Linked DNA regions of Homo sapiens: regions 1, 2, 4 and 5 are each linked to region 3. Evidence: chromatin loops called from intact Hi-C (ENCODE). Cell type or tissue: mammary epithelial cell. All regions are shown on one strand.

Evidence for each region. Peaks named below come from ENCODE experiments on the same cell type or tissue, not always from the same donor. Only the 100,000 strongest peaks of a DNase experiment are listed, where the experiment ranks them.
Region 1: it touches region 3 in a loop (12-fold over the local background); 76 of 110 quality-filtered maps call a loop at or near these places.
Region 2: it touches region 3 in a loop (8-fold over the local background); 35 of 110 quality-filtered maps call a loop at or near these places.
Region 4: a loop joins it to region 3, with 8 times the contacts of the local background. A loop is called at or near these places in 21 of 110 quality-filtered maps.
Region 5: it touches region 3 in a loop (6-fold over the local background); 49 of 110 quality-filtered maps call a loop at or near these places.

What each region holds. Positions count from the first base shown.
Region 1 is chr1:184,073,440-184,078,439 of GRCh38, forward strand. It overlaps TSEN15 (tRNA splicing endonuclease subunit 15), which reads left to right. Exons shown (of 5, transcript NM_052965.4): 5 at 1-773. Among named protein-coding and RNA genes, the nearest start is that of TSEN15, 24 kb to the left of the region's middle. In mammary epithelial cell, a CTCF peak has its summit at 2,177 (motif pointing right); no DNase peak of the experiment used is centred here.
Region 2 is chr1:184,240,078-184,245,077 of GRCh38, forward strand. No RefSeq gene overlaps it. Among named protein-coding and RNA genes, the nearest start is that of C1orf21-DT, 140 kb to the right of the region's middle. In mammary epithelial cell, a CTCF peak has its summit at 2,538; no DNase peak of the experiment used is centred here.
Region 3 is chr1:184,661,828-184,666,827 of GRCh38, forward strand. It overlaps LOC105371648 (a long non-coding RNA gene), which reads left to right and starts at 2,515. Exons shown (of 3, transcript XR_007066768.1): 1 at 2,515-2,601; 2 at 3,442-3,774. In mammary epithelial cell, a CTCF peak has its summit at 2,332 (motif pointing left); no DNase peak of the experiment used is centred here; H3K4me3 peaks cover 425 bases.
Region 4 is chr1:184,219,874-184,224,873 of GRCh38, forward strand. No RefSeq gene overlaps it. Among named protein-coding and RNA genes, the nearest start is that of C1orf21-DT, 160 kb to the right of the region's middle. RefSeq lists an enhancer at 3,560-4,093. In mammary epithelial cell, a CTCF peak has its summit at 2,892 (motif pointing left); no DNase peak of the experiment used is centred here.
Region 5 is chr1:184,561,340-184,566,339 of GRCh38, forward strand. The region is part of intron 3 of C1orf21 (chromosome 1 open reading frame 21); the gene reads left to right. Among named protein-coding and RNA genes, the nearest start is that of C1orf21, 180 kb to the left of the region's middle. In mammary epithelial cell, a CTCF peak has its summit at 2,183; no DNase peak of the experiment used is centred here.

The sequences.
Region 1 (5,000 bases), 590 kb before region 3:
ACTTACGTGTCTTAAGTAACAGGGACCAGAGACATGTTACCTACAAGAGTTCTGGGCTATCCTTTTCATTCTTATCACATATCATAGCTTGAATATTACAACAGTGTGGGAGAGAATCAACCGTAAAAATGTCTTCATTAATTAGACCCAGTTATTCCACTTTTGTTAATGTCTCTCAAATTGTACAAAGTATAAAAAATTATATGCACAAAGATGTTCCAAGTGACATTACTTTTAGTAGCCCAAATTATAAACCACTTTAAAGTTTGGGGTAAAGATTGGCAAACTTTTTCTATAAAGGGCCAGAAAGTAACTATTTTAGGTTTTTAAACCTACTGTCTCTGTCATAACTTGTCAACACTGCTGTATGAAGCACAAAAGCAGCCATAGACAATACATAAACAATACGGGCGTGGCTTTGTTCCAGTAAAACTTTGTTTACAAATGTGGTGCCATAGTTTGTCATCCCTGGGTCTAGGAAATAGTCAATAAACAGATATATACAAATGATACATAATGTACTTATTAAAAATTAGTAATGAATATTATTAAAAACATGAAAATATTACCTTAAGTAAAAATTGCAAGACGGAAAAGTGTATAAGTGGGTGTAATCATGGCTGAAATAACAGACCAAGCATATGATAAAAAGATAACAAAGTAAATCAAATTACTAACTGGTTATAGTGGGATAGGAGGCAGAAAATGGATGACTTTGTCTTTTCTCAATGTTTTTATTTGTATTTTATAATAAAAATGTTTTAAAATTAAAAGGTGTCTTGAAATCTGTATTAGTTATCTATCATTGCAAAATAATATTACCACAAATGTAGCAACTTAAAACAGCACACATTTATTATCTTATAGTTTTTGTGGGCAAGGGACCCGGGCACAGATTAGTTGGGTCCTCCATGAGGCTACAGTCAAGGTGTTGGGCAGGGCTCCAGTCTCATCTGAGACTTGACTGGGGAAGGGTCAGCTTTTTCACCCACATGGTTATTAGTAGCCTTCAATTTCTTGAGAGTGCTCAATGCTTATATGCCATTGGCAGGAGGCCACCCTCAGCTCTTTGCCACGTGGGCCTTCTCAATATAACTGGTTGCTTCCTCAAAGCCAGCAAAGGAGAGTCTCAGCAAGATGGACCTTATAATCCTTATATAATGTAATCACATACATCCCATCACCTTTGCCGTATTCTGTTGATTGGAAGCAGGTCATAGGTCCTGCCTACACACTAGGGTTTCATGGCTGATTAGGAAACAACAATAACAAGAATGGAAAAATGATGAAAATTAGGAACATCACAAAATAGTATAAAGCATCATTCTTCATCTGTAGTCATTCCTGACTCCTTCCTTTGATGGTATTTGAATTTCACTTTTATTCTTGGTGGGAGGTCTCCATAACTCCTTCAGGCTCCCTCTGCTTCCCCAGAGGACATGAAGATGGACCTATTCAGAACAATATGTGTTTGGGTGACTCTAGTGGAAAATTTGCAGGTCTAAGAATCCTCAAACAGTTTATGATAAATTCTTAGGGTCTCTTGATTTCTTAAGTCTCTCGTTTGATTCATTTTGAGGTCTTTCATTATAATTCTAGAAAAATAGCATTTTCAGAAAGAAGTGTAAGGATAATGTCAGATTTGTGTGTCGGATCTGTTGACCAGTGGGCTCCTATATAACTACAAAACCAGAAGTGTCTTTTGGGGTTGGCTGTGAAAGGCGCTTTCCCAACTCTTTAAACTAGGATTGAATCCTGCTGTATGTCTTGGGATGTTTACTCTATTTCAGAATGTTCCCTGTGTACTTCACCAAAGTTGTTCTGTCCAAAGCCAGCCAGACACATCCTAACATGAATAATGGCCCAGAACTTTTTGGAAAGGGAGGCCACCCAGCTGTGTATGTCTCATTTTAATGAAAAACTAGATAAAGTGATTTAAGTAATTTTGTAAGTGAGTTTACATTTGTCTCCCTGTTAGACTGGGCTCCTTAAGAACAGAACAAGAAATGTATTTTTTAATACATCTCTGTATCTTGCCTCTTTGCACAGTAACTCACATATAGTAAACCCTCAGTAAATACTTGGCAAATGAATGAATGCTGATTATAGCCGTGTCTGATTATATAATGGCTTATTTTTTCCCTCAAGGCAAACTAAAACAATTCATTTGGACACCAGAGGGCACTGCTAGATAACCACAGCATTTTCAGACTCTACTAAGAGTAGATTAGCTGGAGAAGTGGTACTCTTGAAAATTTATTTTCAATCTGTAGGAAATAGCATAAATAAAAATATAAATAAGTTTTACGTACTCACATCCCCTTTTTCTTTCTGGCATGCCTCTAAAATTATACTGACATTAAATATGTGACTTGATTCATGCTTTGCTTAAAATGTAGATCTATATTTAGAAATAAAAGCCTGTTTAGGGTAGGGGTAGATGGGGTGGGTTTTATATATATATATATATATTTTTTTTTTTCTTAGCCATATGAAAGTATGCATTTTAGTTTTTCATTCTAAAAGCCTAATTTATCCTGAAATGAATTTCAGGATCACATCACATAGCAATAAACCCCAGCTCTGGAACACTCACTATTCTGGCTAAGTGCTGGTGGTAAAAGATATACATTGCTGCTTTAATATAAGCAGGTATTCCTTGTTGTATTGCAATTCTCTTTATTCTGTTTTGGGGATATTGTGTTTTTTACAAATTGAAGGTTTGTGGCAACCCTGCCTCAAGCAAGATTGTCGATGCCATTTTTCCAACATGATCATTTCATGTCTTTCTGTCATATTTTGGTAATTCTTGCGATATTTTAAACTTTTTTTATTATTATATCTGATATGGTGATCTGTTTTTCAGGGATATTTGATGTTACTATTGTAATTGTTTTGGTGTGCCACAAATTGTGCCCATATAAGACAGCAAACTCAGTTGATAAATGTTATGTGTGTTCTGACTGCCCTACCAACCAGGATTTCTGCCATTTCTCTCCCTTACTTCTGGCCTCCCTATTCCCTGAGAAACAGCAATATTGAAATTAGGCCAATTAATAACCCTACAATGGCCTCTATGTGTTCAAGTAAAAGGTAGTGTAGTACATCTGTCACTTTAAATCAAAAGCTAGAAACGATTACACTTAGTGAGAAAAACATGTCAAAAGATGAGATGGGCCAAAAACTAGGCCTCTTGTGCCAAACAGTCAAGTTGTGAATGCAAATGAAAAGTTATGGAAAGAAATGAAAAGTGCTACTCCAGTGAACACATGAATAAGAAAGTGAAACAGCCTTATTGTTGATATGGAGAAAGTTTGAGTGGTCTGCAGAGAAGATCAAACCAGCTACAACATTCCCTTAAGCCAAAACCTAATCCAGAGCAAGGCCCTAACTCTCTTTTCAATTCTATGAAGGCTGAGAGAGGTGACAAAACTGCAGAAGAAAAGTTTGAAGCTAGCAGAGCTTGGTTCATGAGGTTTAAGGAAAGAAGCTGTCTTCATAACTTAAAAGTGCAAAGTGATGCAGCAAATCCTGATGTAGAAGCTGCAGTAAATTATCAAAAAATCTAGCTAAGATAGTTGATGAAGGTGGCTATATTAAATAACAGGCTTTAAATGTAGACAGACGGCCTTATATTGGAAGAAAATGCCATCTAGGACTTTCATGGCTAGAAAGAAGCCAATGTCTGGCTTCAAAGCTTCAAAGGATGGGCTAATTCTCTTGTCTGGGGCTAATGCAGCTGATGACTAAATTAAAGCCAATGTTCATTTACCATTCTGAAAATCCTGGAGTCCTTAAGAATTACGCCCAATCTACTCTACTTATACTCTATAAGTGGAACAATGATGCCTGGATGAAAGCACATCTGTTTACAGCATGGTTTACTGAATATTTTAAGCCTACGATTGAGACCTACTGCTCAGAAAAAAAGATTTCTTTCAAAATATTACTGTTCATTGACAATGCACCTGGTCACCCAAGAGCCCTCATGGACATATACAAGGAGATTAATGTTGCTTTCATGCTTGTGAACACATTATCCATTCAGTAAGGTCAAGGAGTGATTTTGACTTTGAAGTCTTATTGCTTAAGAAATACATTTTGTAAGGCTGTAGCTGCCATAGATAGTTACTCCTGTTATGGATCTGGGCAAAGTAGACTGACAACCTTCCAGAAAAGGACTTGCCATTCTAGATGCCATTAAGAATATTTGTGATTCATGGGAAGAGGTAAAAATGTTTGAAGGATGTTGATTCCAACCCTTGTGGATGACTTTGAGCATTCAAGACTTTAGTGGAGGAAGTTAACTGCAGATGTGGTAGAAATAGCAAGAGAATTAGAATTGGAAGTGAAGCTTGAAGATGTAAATGGATTGTTATAATTTCATGAGACAACCTGAACATATGAGGAGTTGTTTCTTATGGATGAGCAAAGAGTGGTTTCTTGAGATGGAATCTACTTCTTGTGCAGATGCTATGAACACTGTTGAAATGACAAAATATTTAGAAAATTACATAAACTTAATAAAGCAGCAGCAGAGTTTGAGAAGATTGATTCCAATTTTGAATATTTTACTGTGGGTAAAATGCTATCAAGTAGCATCAGAGTCTACAGAGAAATCTTTTGTGAAAGGAGGAGTCAATGATTTTGGCAAATTTCATTGTATGTTATTTTAAGACTTTGCCACAGCCACCGCAACCTTCAGCAACCACCACTCTGATCAGTTAGCACCCATTAACATCAAGGCAAGACTCTCCACCAGCAAAAAGATTATTACTTGCTGAAGCCTCAGATGATCATTAGCCTCTTTCACAATAAAGTATTTTAAAATTAAGGTGTGTGCATTGTTTTTTAGACATGATGCCATATACTACATGTTCGTGTAAATGCAAGTTTTATAGGCACTAGGAAACCAAAAAAATTGTATGACTTGTTTTATTGCAATATTTACTTTATTGCAGTGGTCTGGAACTGACCCTTCAATATCTCCAAGGTATGCC
Region 2 (5,000 bases), 420 kb before region 3:
GCTGGTGTCTGTCTGGGGGGCACAATGATGCTGGTTCTGCAAGGGCTGGAGACATTGCAGACCTGACTCAGCTGCTGATGCAGGAAGGCAAAGAAGCATTGCTAGAGTGATGCTCACAGGAACGGGAGGTAGACCAGAAGCCAAAAAGAAGCATGTCTCTTCTTTCTCCTCCAGTCTTGCAGCCTCATTCTAGCACTTCCTTTGGCAGAGCCTAACATGGAACCAACTGGCAATACAAATATAAATACAACACAAGAATGAATGTGGCATCTTCTCTCATCTTCAGCATAAAAGGAATGACAGACATGTAAACCAGAAAGCACAATACGTATATATCATACCAGAAGATTGTACAGATGTGAGGGCAGCACTAAATGAGAAATGATTCTTCTGGTTGGGTGCGGTGGCTCATGCCTGTAATCCCAGCACATTGGGAGGCCAAGGTGGGAGAATCACCTGAAACTAGGAGTTTGAGACCAACCTGGGCAACATATTGAGACCCTGTATCTATAAAAATAAATAAATAAATAAAACTAGCCAGGCTTGGTGGCACGTGCCTGTAGCTACTTGGGAGGCTGAGGTGGGAGGATCAGTTGAGCCTAAGAGTTTGAGGCTGCAGTGAACTATGCTCACACCACTGCACTCCAGCTTGGGCAACAAAATTAGATGCCGTCTCTTAAAAAAAATAAAATAAAAGATTCTTCTTACTTACAGTAGCAGCTTGGAAAGACTTCATAGAAAACTCTTGAGCTGAGTCTTCAAAGACAAGCTTTGTTGGTCAGGTAGACACAGTCACCAAGAACATTCCAGACAGAAAGAGCAGCCTGAACAAAGATATGAAGAAGGAAGAAGTGGGATGTGTCCAGAGATCATGAAAATAATTTGGCCCGATTGGACTGTGGGGCATAGAAAATGGATGATGTGGAAAGAGGTAAGGTTCGTGAGGTAGGCTAGGGCCAGATCGTGAATACTCTTCCATGCCAGCTGAATGGTGGGAACCCTATCCTAGAAGCAGTGAAAGATTTGTTAGCGGGGTACCATGAACAGAATTGTGTTTTTGAGGGATAACTCCTGGTTTGTGATGGAGAATCATTGCAGGAGAGCAAGGGAGGCCAGTTGGGAGACTGTTATGCTATTCCAGTTGAGCAATGGTTAGGGTTTGACCAGGGGCAGCAGCAGTGGAGATGGATGGAAGAGGCAGACTGCGGAAATGCTAAGGGAGTAGACATGAGACAAGCAGGGATCAGGGTGGGCAGCAGAGACAGGAGTCTGGGTTTGGGGCTTAGGTCGTGGGATGGATGGTGATGCCATTCTCCAAGAAGGAAGGTTGGCAGAGGCTGGTCTGTAGGTGAAGGAAGAAATAAAAAGGATAAGATCATGACTTAAGCTTTGTACACTGGGCTTGAACTTTCCAAGGGCTGAGAAGATTTTACCTTAAAAGGAGTTGAGTTGATACTGATCTCATCTTTAATAGGACTCGACAGTCCAGATGACATCAACTACTGCCTTCCTAAAAAGGTGTTGCTCATTAAGGAGATAGAAACCATTCAGCAATTCCAGGAAAGATCTCTGCAATCTTTAACACTTCCAGAAAATATAGTCATCATTTCCACATTATCATTCTTTCCCTCTGTCCGCTTGATAATGTTGAGGCCTGTGTTGGCAATAGGACAGATGACAACAAAGATTGACATGTGAATGGCTTTGTCCTGGGGCTTAATGTCTAATTCCTCAACATGATTTCTGATCTAAAATATCCTCCTAAGATGTCCAGAAAATTAAAAAAATATATTTTCTATTGTGCCTGAAGTGAATTCAAATCTCAGATAATGATGTTACTGCTATTCTTAAGTTCTCAGGAATGACTGCTGCCACATTTTAGTCAACTAAGGGCTACTGTCATAGTCAGAGCTACTTTTTCTTTCTTTCCTATCTCTTGCATTGAGGTAGCAAGTATAATTATAGAAGTCATAGAAAGCCAACACAATAGAATTGTTCTTGTTAAGTATTTTTAGAAGGCCTCCTTAACATTTTGTCTTCTTTTTGTTCATTGAACTTATCTTCCCTTACATAAAATATAGTTGTTTAAAAGGAAGAAATGAAGGAACAATTTGTGAATATGCAGGGAGTCCATAGATGTCCCAGAATCCACAGGGCACCATCTCTCCTGTCTTTTCCCTCTATCTCTCTGACTTCCTTTTGCACACATTCTCACCCACCCAACCTTTTAGCACTATCTCTGTAAAGTCTAGCTCAAAACCATAGCCTTTCTCCTTCCCCAGATACCCAAGCCCAGAGCAATCCTCTGAGCTCCTGCAACATCAGGACTATAACTCCATTAGCCTTTAATTGCCAATATTGAGTATGAAATATCATCTTTCTATGTGCATATCTGTCTCCCTAATAGATTATAAGTCTCTGGAGTGCAGAGATCCTCTCATTTGCCTCTTTACACACTTTGTGCATATAGTAACTGGCCTTTGATTAATTACTTCCATGATAAGCTTGACCCTTGTTCTCCCCGGCTAAGCCCTAGAGGTCACCAGATACTTACTTTGTGGCTAATCTCTGGCCTTCCTGCTGTTTACAACCAGGCTTCCTTCTAGCTCTAGAGGATCTTACACAGTACAGAGTCACTGAATAAGCTACTTTCTTTCTTAATCACCTCATTCATTTCATTTATTCTTCCTTGTATTTACTTTGTGGCTAATCTCTGGCCTTCCGGCTGCTTACATCCAGGCCTCCTTCTAGCTCTAGAGGATCTTACCATAGTACAGAGTCACTGAATAAGCTACTTCCTTTCTTAATCACCCTGTTCATCTCATTTATTTCTCCCCACAGATGAGCCACTCTTTCTAATTTGTATCATATTTATTAACTCTCTATCTTCCAGTAACACAACACACACATCTTGAGGCTACACAAAGTCTTGCTAAATGGGATACACTACTACTCTCAGAAGGAAATCAACCACCATAAAAGTTAATGTGCTCACCCCATAAAGAAAAATCTTCCTGACACACAATGGTAGCTTGAAAATTGGTGTATTCATTTTATGACCTCCTTTATTAGCCAGAATGATGCCTTGTTTGATTTCTAAAATTTGTTTAGGATCATTAGCAATGGGCTCCTGGGTGTCACTGACAACTTATACATTAGCCTTGCACACAAGTCCTAGAAATGAGACCAAGGAAACCGCAGTTTTTATTCCTTCTAGGGTATAATTTTTTCTTTCTCCAACCAGTACCTGAATATTTCTCAAATAATTTATATTTTCAGATTTTACAAACATCTCAGCAAGACTATATTAGTTTATTGACCCCATTTTGCAAAAGGGAAGGCAGTTACCAATAGTAGGAGGCTTTTTGGGGCCACGATGGTTTCTTAGATGAGTCAGTATCAGACGTGAGCTCTAATATGACCCTATCTAATTTCTTTTCTCTATTAGGTAGTTTCCTCTGTCCTAAAAAAAAAAAGTAGGAAGAGAAGTATACTAGCTTGCCCCTCTTGTGTGCCTCTGGCTGTCAGAAATAGAATTTGAAAGAGTAGATGAGAAAATGTGAGAAAACCCGTTTACTGATAACTGTTCCTATCTTCTCAGGTTTTTTATCTCTGGCCACAAAGAGTGATTGGGAGAAAACATACTCCAAATAAGTTTTTCTTTCAACTCCTCCTTAACTCTCAAGGCAGTAATTGCCACCCCCTGCCCTCCCTCCCCGGCATCACCACTCTGCTAATACAAACGTGATATTTTACCTTTGCTTCTAGCTTTGGTTCTTTTTAGCAATAATATGTCTTGAGTGGAATGAGATTTTTTCTTCCTTTTTTTTTTTTTTTTGAGACGGAGTCTCACTCTGTCACCCAGGTTGGAGTGCAGTGGCAAGATCTCGGCTCACTGCAAGCTCTGCCTCCCACATTCACGCCATTCTCCTGCCTCAGCCTCCTGAGTAGCTGGGATTACAGGCACCCACCACTATACCTGGCTAATTTTTTGTATTTTTAGTAGAGACGGGGTTTCACCATGTTAGCCAGGATGGTCTTGATCTCCTGACCTCGTGATCCACCCGCCTTGGCCTCCCAAACTGCTGGGATTACAGGCGAGAGCCACTGCACCTGGCCTTTTCCCTCCATTTTTAAACTTTTATTATTATTATTATTTGAGATAGAGTCTTGCTCTGTCACCCAGGCTGGAGTGCAGTGGCGCTGTCTTGGCTCACTGCAACCTCTGCCTCCTGTGTTCAAGCAATTCTCCTGCTTCTGCCTCCAGAGTAGCTGGGATTATAGGCGCATGCCACCAAGCCTGGCTAATTTTTGTATTTTTAGTAGAGACAGGTTTTCCCCATGTTGGCCAGGCTGGTCTTGAACTCCTGACCTTAGGTGATCCATCCACCTCAGCCTCCCAAAGTGCTGGGATTATAGGCATATGATATTTTAATTGAGCATTTCCTATGTGCCAAATAATGTGGTCAGAGCTTATTTTCTAATAAGGGAGTAAAATTTGCATTGTTAACTATGCTAGTAATACCTTCTGGGCTACAACAACATTGTTATCAGTTTCTAGCTACTTAATGATGAGGTCAGATTTGATAAGTTCAGGAGTTGTTTGAACTTCAGAGAAGGTTGATCCAGTGGCTCAATGTTGTCCGCAATGAGCAGATTTTTCTGCCTTTCATCCTAAGGCTGTCATCCCCATCGTGTCAATGTGGCTGAACTGCTTCAAGCTTTACATCCACAAAGCAAACCATCCAGGAGAGATATTTTTCTTGTCAACCATTTCAGAAAAGGCCACATAGCCATCGCTAAATCAATGACCATGGCTAGGCAGTGGGGGGTGTTGATCAGCTGAAGCAAATGAGAGCCCATCTCTAGAACTTTGGGTGAGAAGAGCTTCTTCCCAGATATATAACATAAGGCAGGAGGGAAAGGTGAACACTTGAACAATAATGTAGGATACTACTTGGAAGAGATGGGGAGAGGGGTTAAAAACATCTAGGTAGGCA
Region 3 (5,000 bases):
ATCCTCTAATCCAGTTATTTCTGTTTTTGGAGCATAAACAATAACTCCCCAGGTTTACCCTTTTAGCTTCCCCAACGCTTATGCTTCCCTATTCTTTCCTCCAGTTAGAGCAAGAGCAATCAGACCAAGATTTCAGCTCATGTTTATCACACACCATCTCAACAAAATCTACTAATGCTTTACAAGCCCTCACAAGCATTTCCTGCAGGCTCCACCACTTTGAGAAAAAGCAAAGCTTTTGAATTATCCCTGCTAGTGGTGTGCTGGTAAAATCAGCTCTCTGAAAAGTACATACATACATAGAGAACAATATAGCATTTGCTGATTTCCAATTTTGGTGGTGTAAATGCTCATACCATAACAGATTTCAAGCTACCAGTGAAATTTCACAGGCTTTTACAACCAGCTTGTAAAGTTCCTGAGTATTTAACATTGGCTTTTGATATCCTGTAGGAGCTGGCTTCAGCAGCCACTGGCAGGGCTATCCTCCAATTCTCCAGGTCACCCCCAACCAGCACCCATCTTATTCTCTTAGCAATGTCCTTGACTAACATAATTTTGTCATGACAGCATTCACCATGGCCCACACTGTCTTAGAGACACATTGCCTATCTGATCTCATTTAATCCTCACAAAATCAACCATCTTTATCTCCATTTCACATATCATGGTTACTACTGGAGGCTTATCACCTTTCATCAGACCTGCACTACACATAAAACATAACACACTGCATTGTTGGGCAAAGCAGTGCAGCCCTCTTACAAGTATTTTTTTAACACAATAAAGTTCTTTCAAGTGTAAATTTATTTTTCCATGACAAAAATAATGAACCACTTTGCAAAGAAAATTGGAAGGCAACCATTAATTCTTAAATGTGTTAAGATTATTTGATGTCATGGTAAAATGTTTATGAAATATTACATTTTAAAAGTGTAGTATAGTAACCTACAATGTGATACCAATTCTGTAAAACAGTAAATGTATTAATGAAACACTCTAAGTAAAGGAAAAGTGAGTAGTTATCGCTCTTTTTTAGTATGTTTTAATTGATATATCATGGTTATATATATTTTTGGGGTACATGTGATATTTTGATACATGTATACAACATGTAATGATCAAGTCAGGGTAATTGGGATGTCTGTCACCTCAAACATTTATCTTTTTTTGTGTCATGAACATTATAATTCTTTCCTTGTAGTTGTTTTAAAATATACAATAAATTATTATTCATTATAATTTTTTAATTAAATATTTTTAAAATTTTTATTATTTTTATTTTTTTTAGAGACAGGATCTTGCTGGTCACCCAGACTGGAGTGCAATGGTGCAATCATAGTTCACTGCAGCCTCGAACTCTTGGGCTCAAGCAGTCCTCCTACCTCAGCCTCCAGAGTTGTTATCTATAATTTTGAACAGTAGTTATCTGTAACAGTGAGAAGCAAAGGTTTTCCTCATTTCCTCTTTTACAGTTTCTGTATTTTCCATAATTGATACATCATCACATATTACAATTATGATGAGAAAACATGATACATATTTTTATTTGGAAAATACATAAATAAAAACAAAATCTATGACCTCACCGTTCAGACTCAACATCTCTTCCATTTTGATGTCATGCGATGTTTCTGACGGAGGTTTAATTGAAATGAAACAGCATCAATAAGCATGGGCTCCACAGTCTTCCCACATCGCTCTGAGTGCCCGGGGAGGGACTGGGGACTCCCCCCACACATTAACCCACGAGGACCTCTCACATGGACCTTTTTACATTCTCTCTAATCTTTCCCAAAGCCTTGCAAGGTGGGAGTAATATTATTATTCCCATTTCAGAGATGACAAAACTAAGAAACTCGTCCTCTGTGAGTTTCTGTGCTATTAGGCTGTGTCTCATGTCCCCGTACAAAGTATCTTTGTATGGGAGGCCTAATGGTTAAGAGCATGGACTTCTGTCCGACAGAATTCATTAAGTTCCAGGCCAGACACACTGCCGCTCTCTGGGAATGTGTCCATGGGCTAGGGGTGGCACTGAGCTTCCATTCCATTTCTTATAAAATAATGACGACAAGATCGTTTTCCTTAAAGGGTGGCTGTGAGCCTTCAATTACACAGTGATGAAAAGACCTTAGCACAGTGCTGGGCAACGGCTAGCTACTTCAGAGGCACAGCTGAGACTTGCACAGAGGTACCTGGCTGCAAAGTCCGGCTCCTCTACACTCTGCAGAGCTGTTTTCCCCCTTCAGAGCTCCTCTCCTCCGGGAGGGCTTGCCTCGCCCCGGTCCAGGATCTCTGCCTTCGGTTGAAGCGCAGCGCCCCCAGCCGTCCGCAGGAGGGATCGACGCCTCTGTCTCCCCGAAGTGAGGGCGCTCGCTGCGGAGCTGGGGGTGGTCTCCTCTTCCCCCCATCGCGGCCCAGCAACCTGGGGGTCCGCGTGACTTCTCCCTGGCCGGGGGATGGAGGATGCGCTCTCCTCTGTCCCTTCAAGGCCTCTTCCTCGTCCCAGGTCGAGTCTCCTCCTTGCTGACCAGGCATCGCGAGCAGATGAATCCTCTGGGCGGTTGTCCCTGTCAGGCTGTCAGGACCTGATTTTCCCTGGTAAGCCTTCGTCAGGCAGGTGGCCTCGCCCAGGCCTCGGAAAATGTCAGGGCGCAAGCTGGGCACACGGCCCTCCCGCTGGCGAGCAGGCAGCGCGCGCGTTCTTTAGGATTTGGAACAGCCCTGCCAATTAGCTTGTACTCTGCCCACATGCGCAGGACTAAAAAGGAAGCAGGCCAGGCCCGAGCAAAATTAGACAATGGGCTCCCAGAACACCAAGGGCGAAGGCGGCCCGAGCACCTGCTGTTCTCGCCCCTCAGGGCTGAAATTGGGCATGGAGTTGGCGAGGGAGGCCTGGCAGGGAGGGAGGGGGTCTAGCTGTGCGTTTGCTACAGGGCCTTCTTCCTCCACGTTCCAGATGGGACTCAACGCGGGCTGCCCAGAGGAGGGGATGGGGAAGGGCCAAGCCCTGCGACTGGATTCTTTCCGGGCCACAGAGGGCGGGTGCTTACAGCTGGGGTCAGGCACACTTCCGTTCTGCCTGGAGGACAGGACAGGGTGGTGGCTTCTCCAGATCCAGTGCTGGCCGCTCAGAGCCCATGTGTGGAAGACAGTCTGGTGCAGGGGTTGAGGATGAAGACTTTTGGAGAGAGGCGCATGCGGGTTCTTGTCCCACGTTCCTTATTGACCCACTCTGCAACCTCGGTTACTTGAGAAAAGTTAAGATTCCTTTCTCCAAAAAGCAGAGACAATACAAATTTCTAACTTGTAAGGTACCCTGTGAGAATAAGAGGAAATGAAATGTGGAATCCATATAGTATCTGCTTATAGAGTTACTGAGTTCTATTTTGGGATGAAGAAAAATGTAAACCTTACAACGGGAATATTTTTATCTTTGAGGTTCACTAAAGCACCAGAAGGTATGAAGGCGGAGAGAGGAAACAGGGCAATGGAATGAACACTTCTCAAGAATCTCTCAGGTGCCACGGACTGAGCCAGGTGCCTTCCATGTGTTATCTCATTTTACAGGGCAGGTAACATTTCTGAAAGGTCAGGCAGCTAAAAAGCAGACAGCTTTCTGGCACATTAGAGAAACAAAAGAAATGTTGGAGACTGGAATGCCTGCTGTGTCAAGGCACCTAATTAGAAAACAACGTCAGAGTGAATTTGTCGTGCGAGTCTCCAGCTCTGCCAGAAGAACTAAAAGAAATGTGTCACCAGAGGAATCACAAAGTAAAGTCTATTATTGTTCTGGGGATTCTGGGGATTCGATGCACAAATCAGAGGTCTGACAGGGGATGGGGCATGTGTTACGTCTTAGTAATGTGCTAAATGGTAGTGCTTCCAGATTCCCCACAGAATCCTACTGCAGTCAGAGATCTTGATGTCGGTTGAACTTATCTATTTATAACGAGGAAACATTAAGGTAACTCAAACCAACAAAATAAAACAGGTTGACAGTGACTAAGCAACAACAGAGTGCTAGATTTATGTAGAGATTCTTTCTTTCAAGTTGCTGAGACATTTCACAAAGGAGAACCGTAGATTATCATCAACTTCCATTTGGGGACTTAGAAATCCACCAAAGACAAAGACAATGTTGGTATCATTCCTTCCAGCTCTTGGCTGAAACTGTTCTTTCCTATGTCACCAGTGAACTTCTACTGGCCAACGCCCAAAGAATACTTTCTCAGTTTTAGTTTAGAGACCTCTCTATTCCACTTGCATGGTTAGACACTAACTGCTGGAAACTTCCAATCTGAAACACTCCCTGGGAAATGTCTTATTTGCAAATTTTACAGCTAAAATCCCTCCTCCATAGACAATCTATTAATAAACAGTACCTGCAAATGGGGGACTCTCTGGGGGAAATTTTTTCACTGCAATTGGTGTCAGCATTATATTATAATTAATCCATCTTTATCTAAGATAAAGTTGTAGGTTCAGATAAATAATGTCCCTCTCCCTTTAACACTTGTTATACTTGTGCTAGGCCTATTTGTGGCCACACCTGGGATTGAGTGGTTGAGATGAGATGCAAAAGAGATTATCTAAACTTCTGGGTGATTTTTTGCTGAATGAATGTCTTTTAAAGCACCATTTCTGATCCCATTTGGCTTCTCTCTAGCCTCTATCGATTAATTGTTGATTTAAATTGGAAGAGAGGCTATATGGAGTCTAGAACTTTACTTAGTTCATTGTTATTTCCCCAGGACCTCGAAAAGTGCCTGGGATATAACTCACAAATATGTGTCGAATGAATGAGTAGTTCTATCTGTTTCATGTCTGGGTCAATGTAGGCTGTATCCACATGTTCCTGGTAGGGGAAGTAATAGTAACAAAGATTTTGGCTAAGCTTCAGAGGCCATGAATTAATAGATTTTGGAAGAGGTCACTTTAGGATTTATCAGCTTCAAATCTTATATAAACTTCTTACTGGATCCAAAAGACTCCACTAT
Region 4 (5,000 bases), 440 kb before region 3:
CTAGCTGCTGTCCATCACTTCTTATAGCTGACAAAGCTTGACTTAAAAAAAAGTTTTTAAAGAAAATTACAGCACATATTATGAACTAACATTTTATACAAATTAATTGAGTGAAATGAGAGAAGTATGCTTCATTCTTTGACCTGTGATAATAAATATTCTTCCGGTCAATAACACGACGGTGAGTCAGCCCTGCGATGGAGGCAGTTGTCGCCATATAACACACAGGACTCCAATCTGCTTCCTCACATCTAGTGCTGACTTTTCCTTTTAGCTTTAATGATGTTTGAAAGGGAATATTGACGCTGGAAAAATCTTAGAGAGGCTCCACCAATCACAGACGAGCGCAATTCTCCACTAATGTGGGCCTCTTTTCCTTGACTTCCTCTAGACATGGAACTCCACTGAGGATTCTCAGGCAGGGCCACTGGCGAGCTGGCCAGAGCTGCTCTGAGAACCACCAGTGAAGGGCAGAGGGCACTTTAGCCCCAAAAGTAGTAGCAGTTTAGGGCAGGTGGAAGAGACGGGTGGTTCAATTGCCCCATGTGGCGTTTCAGGTGGGCCACATGGGTCAATTGAGTCTTATCAACTTGTGTCTTATCTAGCAATTGAATGCCATTGCTAGATAAGAGTGGTGACCTCCAGCTGGTAAGTTATTTTATCAGCCTTGTCCCATCCCAAGGATCCCCAAAAAGGCCACAGAACTCTGCCAGCAGGAAGTAGACACCGGTGTGCATCAGAGAATATCAAACTCTACCTATTTTAAATTTATAAACTGGATTCTAATTAGCCTGCAGGGAGTTTCCATGGAAATTGGAGATATCACTTTGCAACAGTATAAGATCACAGCATCAAGTAGACGGGAAAAGTGGAAAATCTCTATTCTTTTAGGAATCAGCTGGAGTCACCTCGCTATGAAATTGTCCCTGACCCAGGCAGATTCCAGGTGTTCCCACTTCCATTACAGTATTTGTAGTATGTAATTGTCAGTGTACATATCTACATCCCGCAGACGGGGGAGACACTGTCATTGTTTCTGTTTTTCTCCAGAATATGGCTCAGTTCCTGATACAGAAGACACTTAAAAACAACAACAACAACAACAAAACTTGTTCGATTATTACAGTGATGTCTTAGAACATTGGTTTCTTCATCTATAAAATGGCATAATAATACTAATTCAGTTGGCTGTTCTGAGGATTAAATGCCAGAACAAATAAGTACTTACAACAATGCCCAGCTCCTAAATAATGTGTAGTTCCTATCCCCGCTTATCTTGTGTGAGAGGATTATTTTTGGTTTTGATAGGTATCAGGCAAAAAGGGTTTTTTAAAACAGCAAATAAATCAGAATATTCCACACTTGTAGTCTGCATTTTGTGTTGCCATTTGATTGGGTTTCTAGACTAGGCCAGCATTTTATATTCTGTAAGCATGGTAGAGGTTATATTATCTCCAGCCCCAAATCTTGGACATTAAACCTTTTCCTCATTGCTCACTCGGCTAGATATACATTATTAATAAATGAGATTTCTGAGATGTTTAGACTTGATTCTAAACATTCATGAAATAAACTTGGAGAATGAGTAACTATCATCAGTGATGATAAAAATGAGCTTGGGAAGATACCCTGTGTGTTGATTCTGATGAGAATTTTACCTTTATTGGACACCAGAATATTTCCAGGTATTCCCTGAAAACTCCCCTAGAGATGTCTTAACTCTTCTTTGATGGTTAATATTAAGTGTCAACTTGATTGGATTGAAGGATGCAAAGTATTGTTCCTGGGTGTGTCTGTGAGGGTGTTGCCAAAGGAGATTAACGTTTGAGTCGGTGGACTAGGAGAGACAGACCCACCCTCAATGTGGGTGGGCACCATCTAATCAGCTGCCAGCATGGCTAGAATGAAGCAGACTTGCTGAGTTTTCCGCCCATCTTCTTTCTCCCGTGCTGGATGCTTCCTGCTCTCAAACATCAAACTCAAGTTCTTCAGCTTTTGGACTCTTGGACTTACACCAGTGGTTTGCCAGGGACTCTCAGGCCTTCGGCCACAGACTGAAGGCTGCACTGTCAGCTTCCCTACCTTTGAGGTTTTGGGACTCAAATTGGCTTCTTTGCTCCTCAGCTTGCAGATGGCCTATTGTGGGACTTTACCTTGTGATCATGTAAGTCAATTCTCCTTAATAAACTTTCCTTTATATATACATCTATCCTATTAGTTCTGTCCCTCTAGAGAACCCTAATACACTTTATTTTTACAAAACAAGAAGTGCTTATAGAATGACTTTTCAAGGAGGTTTATGCGATCAAAACACACTACAGTGTGATGCTGGGTTTGCAGGGCGACCATGGAACTGTTGGGCAGAAACTCACATATAGAATAGCCTGCTACCAACCAAAGCCAGGTTTCATCTTTCCCACCAGCAGAATCCACCTCTTCCAAATCCACCCACATCATTGCATGGCCTGCAGGTAGGCTTTTCAGCTTCCTCTGATTGTCATACCAGGCACTGGGCCTATAAAAAGCAAAGCGGAGGCTGAGAGGAGGCAGAGGCAAACACTGAAGGTGTTTCAGAGGCCTATTCCCCCTGTGTATGGTGAGCACAGCACCTGGCAATGGATCGGGCTCTCCCACCCAAGCCCCATGCCCACTCTGGCCCCTTACCCCTCAGCCTTGGTGCCCTGGGTTCCCTAGTTCTTCTGTGGCCTCGACTCCCAACTGTGTGAAACCTGCATTGTCTTGGAGTCAGTGAGCTACTGCCTTCTCTATTTCCTGCTTTTAATTCCAGTTGACTCTTGACTTACAATCATGTATTCTTACTGGAATTGCCTCCCTGAAGGGCAGAAATTCCCTTTCTCCTGCTCTTTTGCCCCATCTGCCCTCTGCTGGCCATCGATAGGTACTGCGGTCAACCCTGAAAAGCCGTTTTTCCCAGTAGCATGTACCGAAGCTGTTTGCTCTTTCCTAATTCAGACGCTTTCTTTTTCTTCTTTTTAAAATTTTGGTTGCATTGCCTCAGAGTTTTTCAAAGCAACACGGAAACACCCTTTCTCTTTCCATGTCCCCAGTGACCATGTCATGGATCTGCCGTAAAGCATCTCTTACAGTAGTGGTCTCCAACCTTTTTGGCACCAGGGACCGGTTTCATGGAAGGCAATTTTTCCATGGACCAGCGGGGTGTGGGGATGGTTTCGGGATGATTCAAGCCCATTACATTTATCGTGTGCTTTATTTCTGTTGTTATCACATTGTAATATGTAATGAAATAATTATATAACTCACTGTAATGTAGAATCAGTGGGAGCCCCTGGCTTGTTTTCCTGCAACTAGAAGGTCCCATCTAGGGGTGGTAGGAGACAGTGACAGATTTCCAGGCATTAGATTCTCATAAAGAGCCTGCCATTAATCTACAGCATCAGTGTTACGCTGTAGAATGGTTCAGAATCTTAGCCACCGAGATCCCTCGCATGCGCAGTTCACAGTGTGGTTCATGCTCCTATGAGAGCCTAATGCTGCCGCTGATCTGACAGGAGGCGGAGCTCAGGTGGTGATGCTGGCTGGCCCACACTCACCTCCTGCTGTGCAGCCCGGTTCCTAACAGATACCAGTCCGTGGCCCTGGGGGTTAGGGACCCCCGTCTTACAGCATCCAGCGGGGCCAGGCACTTGGTTAAGTAGATCCTTGATGACTGAAACGTGACAATGCTGAAATGGCTGTGGAGTACTGTTTGGAGTTTGTGGGGGTGGGGTTTGTAAACTGGAGAACTTTATGTTAGAGTTTCTTATTATTGACATTTGAGGCTAAATAATTCTTTGTTGTCTGAGTCTCTCCTCCACGGTGTAGTATGTTTCGCAGCACCTCTGGCCTCTACCCTCCACGTGCCAGTAGCACCTTCCCCAAGTTTGTTGTCCTCACAGACAACCAAAAATGTCTTCTCTACTCACTCCCAAATGTCCTGGGGGGGCAAAATCACTCACTGCGGAGAACCATGGCATTAGGGTGATGGAGTAGAAAGCCTGCTCTACTCAGAAGGACTTCTAAGTGCCAGAAGGTGCAGGTCTGCTCTCTGGGGCCACTCAGTGCTTTGAAGGACACCTGATTTATTTTGGAGATGGACACTTAACTGCTGAATACACTGGCATGGGTGGGTGGTCCCATCGAGAGTTTTTCTCAAAGGTTTTCAATGACTCCTCTTGTGTTCTCTGGCCTATCCTACTCCAGCTCTCAATTCTGCTAGGCTTGAGTTCCAGCGTCAGAGCCTTTCTGAGCCTCTCTTCTCAGTCTTAGCCTCCCCTCCTTCCCTCTCTCTCCACCCACCTTCTGGCCGTCTGGGAAGCTTCAGCTTCATCCTGCTTCCCCAGCACTGCTCCTCCATCCACCTTTTTTTCTTCCATAGATTCGTTAAAAACATCTTGTCTGAAGGCAGTTCTCCCCTTTCTACATCACCATGGGTTTTTTTTGCAGAATTTTCTTCCATTACAATCACTGATTGTAATCAATTCTCTTTCCCCCAGGTCTCTGCCTCCTCTCTGTCAGGAAGGAGAGAGAGAAGTTAACCACACAGAACTGACCACCCTCTTTACCCAGAAGGAGCTGATCAGCCATCTTTAGGCAGAAGGCTTCCTCCAGCTGCACCCAGATTCCCCTTCTGTCTCCCACAGCACCCTGGGCTTACTTCTCCAGATCATGTAACACCCTGTGCTAAGATTGTTTATCTCTTGTCTGACTTCTTGAGTGGATCATAAGCTCTTTGAATGCAGGCATTGTGTCTTCTCACTCGCAACATCTCCAGTGTTGAGGACAGAAGTGCCCACAGTGCATAGGATATACTCAATAAAGGATTATCAAATGTCATGGAAATAAGGCCTTAATTTAAATTCAGTGGGAAGAGATTTTCTTGAACTTTAAGAAGACTTGGGGACAAAATTTGAACTTCTTGTATGTGTTTCTCCTCAAAGAGCATAGCTCTGCCTTAATTCTTCTGAATCTGACATCGAGCC
Region 5 (5,000 bases), 100 kb before region 3:
CACCTTGAGCAGGGATATAGGTATAATCCTGGGCTGGTATAATCCAACAGATAGACTTTATCTGGATGACAGTGTGCTGTCAGTGATGAGATAAAGCCAAGACCTGGCATTTTAGGATCAGTAGATTTGAATCAAAGGACATACTCAGATCATGTGCCTTAGCCCCAGTACCTCTCAAAGTGTTTTCTCTCCTAAATCTTTTTAAGTTGCTCCCTGAAAAGCAACTTTTGATTCCAAAAGTCTGACTTTGTTGAACAGGTATGTTTCTAGGGTTGTTTGTTTGTTTGTTTGTTTTGAGTCAGAGTCTGGCTCTGTTGCCCAGGCTGGAATGCGATGGTGTGATCTTCGGCTCACTGCAAACTACACCTTCCGGGATCAAGTAATTCTCCTGCCTCAGCCTCCCAAGTAGGCGGGATTACAGGCGCCCACCACCATGCCTGGCTAATTTTTGTATTTTTAGTAGAGACGGGGTTTCACCATATTGGCCAGGCTAGTCTCTTGGCCAGGCTGGTCTCGAACTCCTGACATCATGATCCGCCCACCTTGGCCTCCCAAAGTGGGGTTTTTAAAAACATGTTCCTTTGGGCACTTCCCCCCACCCCCAGTTTTCTTTCTTTCTTTTTTAAAATTATCTAAGATCATTTTTCACCCACCAAAAGGCCTTTTTTAGGTTTTCTTTTTTTAGCCCGTGTACCAGAATAGTAGTTTCATTGTTGCCAACTGCAAAAGGACCTATGTGTTGTGGATGCTGCTGTAAGCTATTTCTAAGAACAAACTAAATGGTTCTAGAAAACTAGTACATGGAGTAACTCACATATTTTCATGGAAAGCAGGAAAACCCCTTTGCCCCAGTGTTCCAGCAGCTGTCAGATCTTCTAATCATAAGCAACAATTTTCCTGGACTTGAGAATGGAAAGAAAAAAATTATATTTGACTTAGTAATTTTCAAAGAGTAAATTATAACAAATGGTGTTAGGTTGTTCACTCCACCTTTTAAACAGCAGTTATATAGCAATATCTCTCCCCGTACCACAGGAATGTTCCCATAAACTTGGATAAACTACATAGGAAGTAGCTCACATTTTCATCTGCACAGTTTATCAGTCAACAAGTGTTCACTGAGTTCCTTTTGCCTGGCACAGCCCTAGCAGCTGCATGAAATATCTGAGCAGCGTGTAAAGACATTGCCTCCTACTTCAAGTCATTCACCCCATACGGGAGAAGCAATGTATGAAGCATCGAGGGAATAATTAAGGCAACATAGTGATATCTTGGTAAATTGTCATTTGTCTACACAGCGCCTTTCAGCACACACGAATGATTCTTCTTCATTTTCTTTTAAGAAGCAAGTATTAAAAGTGCTGCAAACTTGTAACTGCTGGACTTGATCATCTTTATTCATTCAAAAAATTTAAGCATTTACTACTAAAATTATTTTGTGTAGATGTAGGCACTGTTCTACAACAAGTAATTTTGTAGACCACTAATGAAAGTTCAGAGAAGGATATATATTTGCACGTGTGCTTAATTCCTAATTATATAGACTTTGGGGTAGTTCTGCCTATTGTGTGACCTTTTATGTTTACATCACATTTTCTATTTTTGACTGAGCCTACATGACCAAAGTTGTGTCAGTTCAGCATAAGTGGTGCTCTGCTTTCTAACCTTCCTAGTCCTGTGTATTTTCTGCATCATGATTTATTAACAAGTACTTAGGTCATTTAGCTGAATTGTGGAGCAAGAGAGTTAGAGCTAAGATTTCCTGATTGCCAAGGTTTTGGTTCTTTGCTTCCTCTATATTAGAGATTCTGTTAACTACTATGAGATGCACATCTTACCATCATCAATAATGCTCTAGAGACACTGCCTCTTTCTTTAGGTTTAACACCTATGTTGTGTTATCTTTTAATCAAGTTCTTAAATGTGATAGGAGAAAAAACAATGGGTGATAAATGCTTCTGCATGAATAAAAATTAACTGCACATGTAATGAATACAACTTATTTTAAAATGTCTTCTGCAGCAAAACATTGTGTTGGTTAAAAGTTACCAAGCTGAGGTTAAATGGGTTTTAATTAAAAATTACAAGCTCATCCTACCCCAAAGCACTACCACATGCAACTCTAAAAATACCAAATGGATAAAAACCTTAAAATTGTTCAACAGCTCCCCCTAGCATACATAATTTCAGGCCGTCAGACTAGAAAGCAAATTCTAGTTATCATTTTTTACATGTCTAGTTACATGGGCACCTTCTTGACATTATTCCTGAATTGAATGTCTGAAGGTAATTATAAGCAGAGAATAGTGTAATCTAGCAAAATGATTTCTTGTGAAAATATTTTCAAAATGATTTTACTTGAACTCTGGCTATCCTCTATCCATTGTCGCTGCTTTGGTTGGCTGGTTCGAGGAGATTTCTGTTTTCTTTTGGAACAAGCCATCTAGGAAAGAAAATACAAGGTTGGGGGAAGTTCTTAAAGAAGATTGTGGAAATCCACAAGGTGGACAGAGAATATTTAACTGTCTGGTGAATTTTAGGAACACAGTCTCAGGGGTTTGGGCTCTTGAGCAGTTTAACCACTCTGTGACCTAGTTTCCTCCTCTATAAAATCAAGAAATGCTAATAGTACTTATATCGTAAGGCTGTTGTGGTTACTATGCACAAAGTGAATTCTCAGAGGTGATCAACAGTCATTGTTAGCATTATTTCACCGTGGATGCTTGAATGAGGTCAGGATCTACAGCCTGCGCTCTGACATTGGAGATACCTGAATTCAAACCCTCTGAGAGACCTTAGGCAAATTGCTGAAACTTGGTTTCCTCATTTCTAACTAGAAGTAATAATAACAACTACTGCTTACTACTCTAGAGTTAGAATATATATGCAAAATACCTAGACTGGACTAGGTAGAAGAGATAGAACACAGCTGTTGGTCTTACAGAATAATAATAATAATTCTCCTTATTTACTTATTTATTTATTTTGAGACAAAGTCTTGCTCTGATGCCCAGGCTGGAGAGCAATGGCGTGATCTCAGCTCACTGCAACCTGCGCCTCCCAGGTTCAAGTGATCTCCTGCCTCAGCCTCCCAAGTAGTTGGGACTACAGGAATGCACCACCATGCCCGGCTGATTTTTGTATTTTTAGTAGAGACCAGGTTTCACCATGTTGGCCAGGCTGGTCTTGAACTCCTGACCTCAAGTGATCCAGCCTCAGCCTCCCAAAGTGCTGGGATTACAGGTGTGAGCCACCACACCTGGCCTAATAATAATAATTCTCTAAGGCTAAGAGAACAGGAGACAATAATACTATAACATTCTGTAAATTGGAAAGCTGAGAGAGTGAAGAGTTGCATTTCTTAGCAAACCCAAGAAAGCCAGTTATATGTAGAATGAACCAGAGGCTCAGGAATTGCTAGCACTAGGGATCTCTGGAAACCTTAGCTGGGGTCTTTTCTAATTCAGCTATCACAGGACACAGCGAGTCACCTCTGCCATGTTTCACCTGCTGCTTACACGGCACACAGTCCAGAATTAGAAGGTGAGGTTTGAAAATTCACCTGTTTTCGTTCTGCTACCTACAGAAGTTCCACAGTAGAAAGGAAGGAGACCTGGATCAAAGGATAGGCTTTAATTATGCCACTAACAGTATGAACTTCATCAAGTCCTTTACTCTCTCTAGACGTTAGTTACCACTGATGTAAAATGAAGGGCTAGACTAGACTACCCTTAAAAGTGCCATCCTTGCTGTCAAACCTCATGATGTTAGAACAAAAAAGTATTTCAGGACAAGACTCTGAGGTTGACCTGGTTACTTTTCAGAAGTGTGTGCACACACATATGCACACACATAATAAATTTAGAACAGAACAATATTGTATTCTGATATTATTCATGAGGATAATTAATAGTATCTAAGAATTATTGAATATCCACCATGTTCCAGGTACTTGCACTATCTTACTTAATCTCATTTGATATAATAATAGTGTTTTATGAGAGAAATTCTGTTATCTTCAGTCTACAGATTAAGAAACTAAGGCTCTAAGAGTTTAAGTTACTTACAGACTTTAGAAACATTAAGTGGCAGAGTCTAGCTTTTAAAGATCTGGCCACCTTCAGAGCCCTGGTTCTCTAGACCTCACCATGCACCTCTTTTCTGAACACTGGTGCTTCTCCAGAAAGGTCATCACATTCATTCCAGTTCCTATGATTGCTTTCAGTTTGTAGTATGACTTTATTACCTTCAACTGGAAAATTATTTGGGGTGTCCCCCTGTAAAGTGGATTGGCATTGGAATTATAAACAAGCCAAGTACCATATTTCTCTCACGAAGTCAGTTTCCTCTGAATTCTCAAAGTCCACAGGCATGTAAAAGGCCCTGCATGTGTGAAATTACACATTATTAAAGTCCTGCATATTAAACCTTTACAGGATCTGTAGTTTTCCATTGTGACCAAACTTATACAGATCACTGTTGTTCAATAGATTACATGGCCAATTGTCCTTGGGACTGCAGACTATTTATAAATCTACAAGTAAATATTTTAACCAATCTGTGTATGTAAATTTTCTGTTTAATGTTGATTTTTGAGTATAAAAATAAGGAGAGGACATTTAATGGATGGAATGAAAGAGATAATATATTAAAAGGGGAGGGGAAGCTTAGGGGAGGATGGGGGTGAGAACTTCCAACTTTTGTTGTACGTTGTTTAAAATTGTGGATTAGGGTTATGAATGCTTTTGAGGAAGGTCTCAAAAGAAGATCCCCCAGCAAAGTAGGGAAGGGTACTTCCCGATAGGAGTCGAGGTGCCCAGGCCAGCTGCTATACTGGCACTGGGAGGAGCCCCACGTTCTGCCGTACCTGCCCCCAGGTTGGCTGCATGTGCCAGGGAGTAGTAGAAGTGCCCTGCTCAACAGGAAATGACTCTTTCCCCGCCACAGTAAACTGGGCCATCTGCTGCCCTTTTGGTTTGCTGCCTCGATTTTGCAGGTTG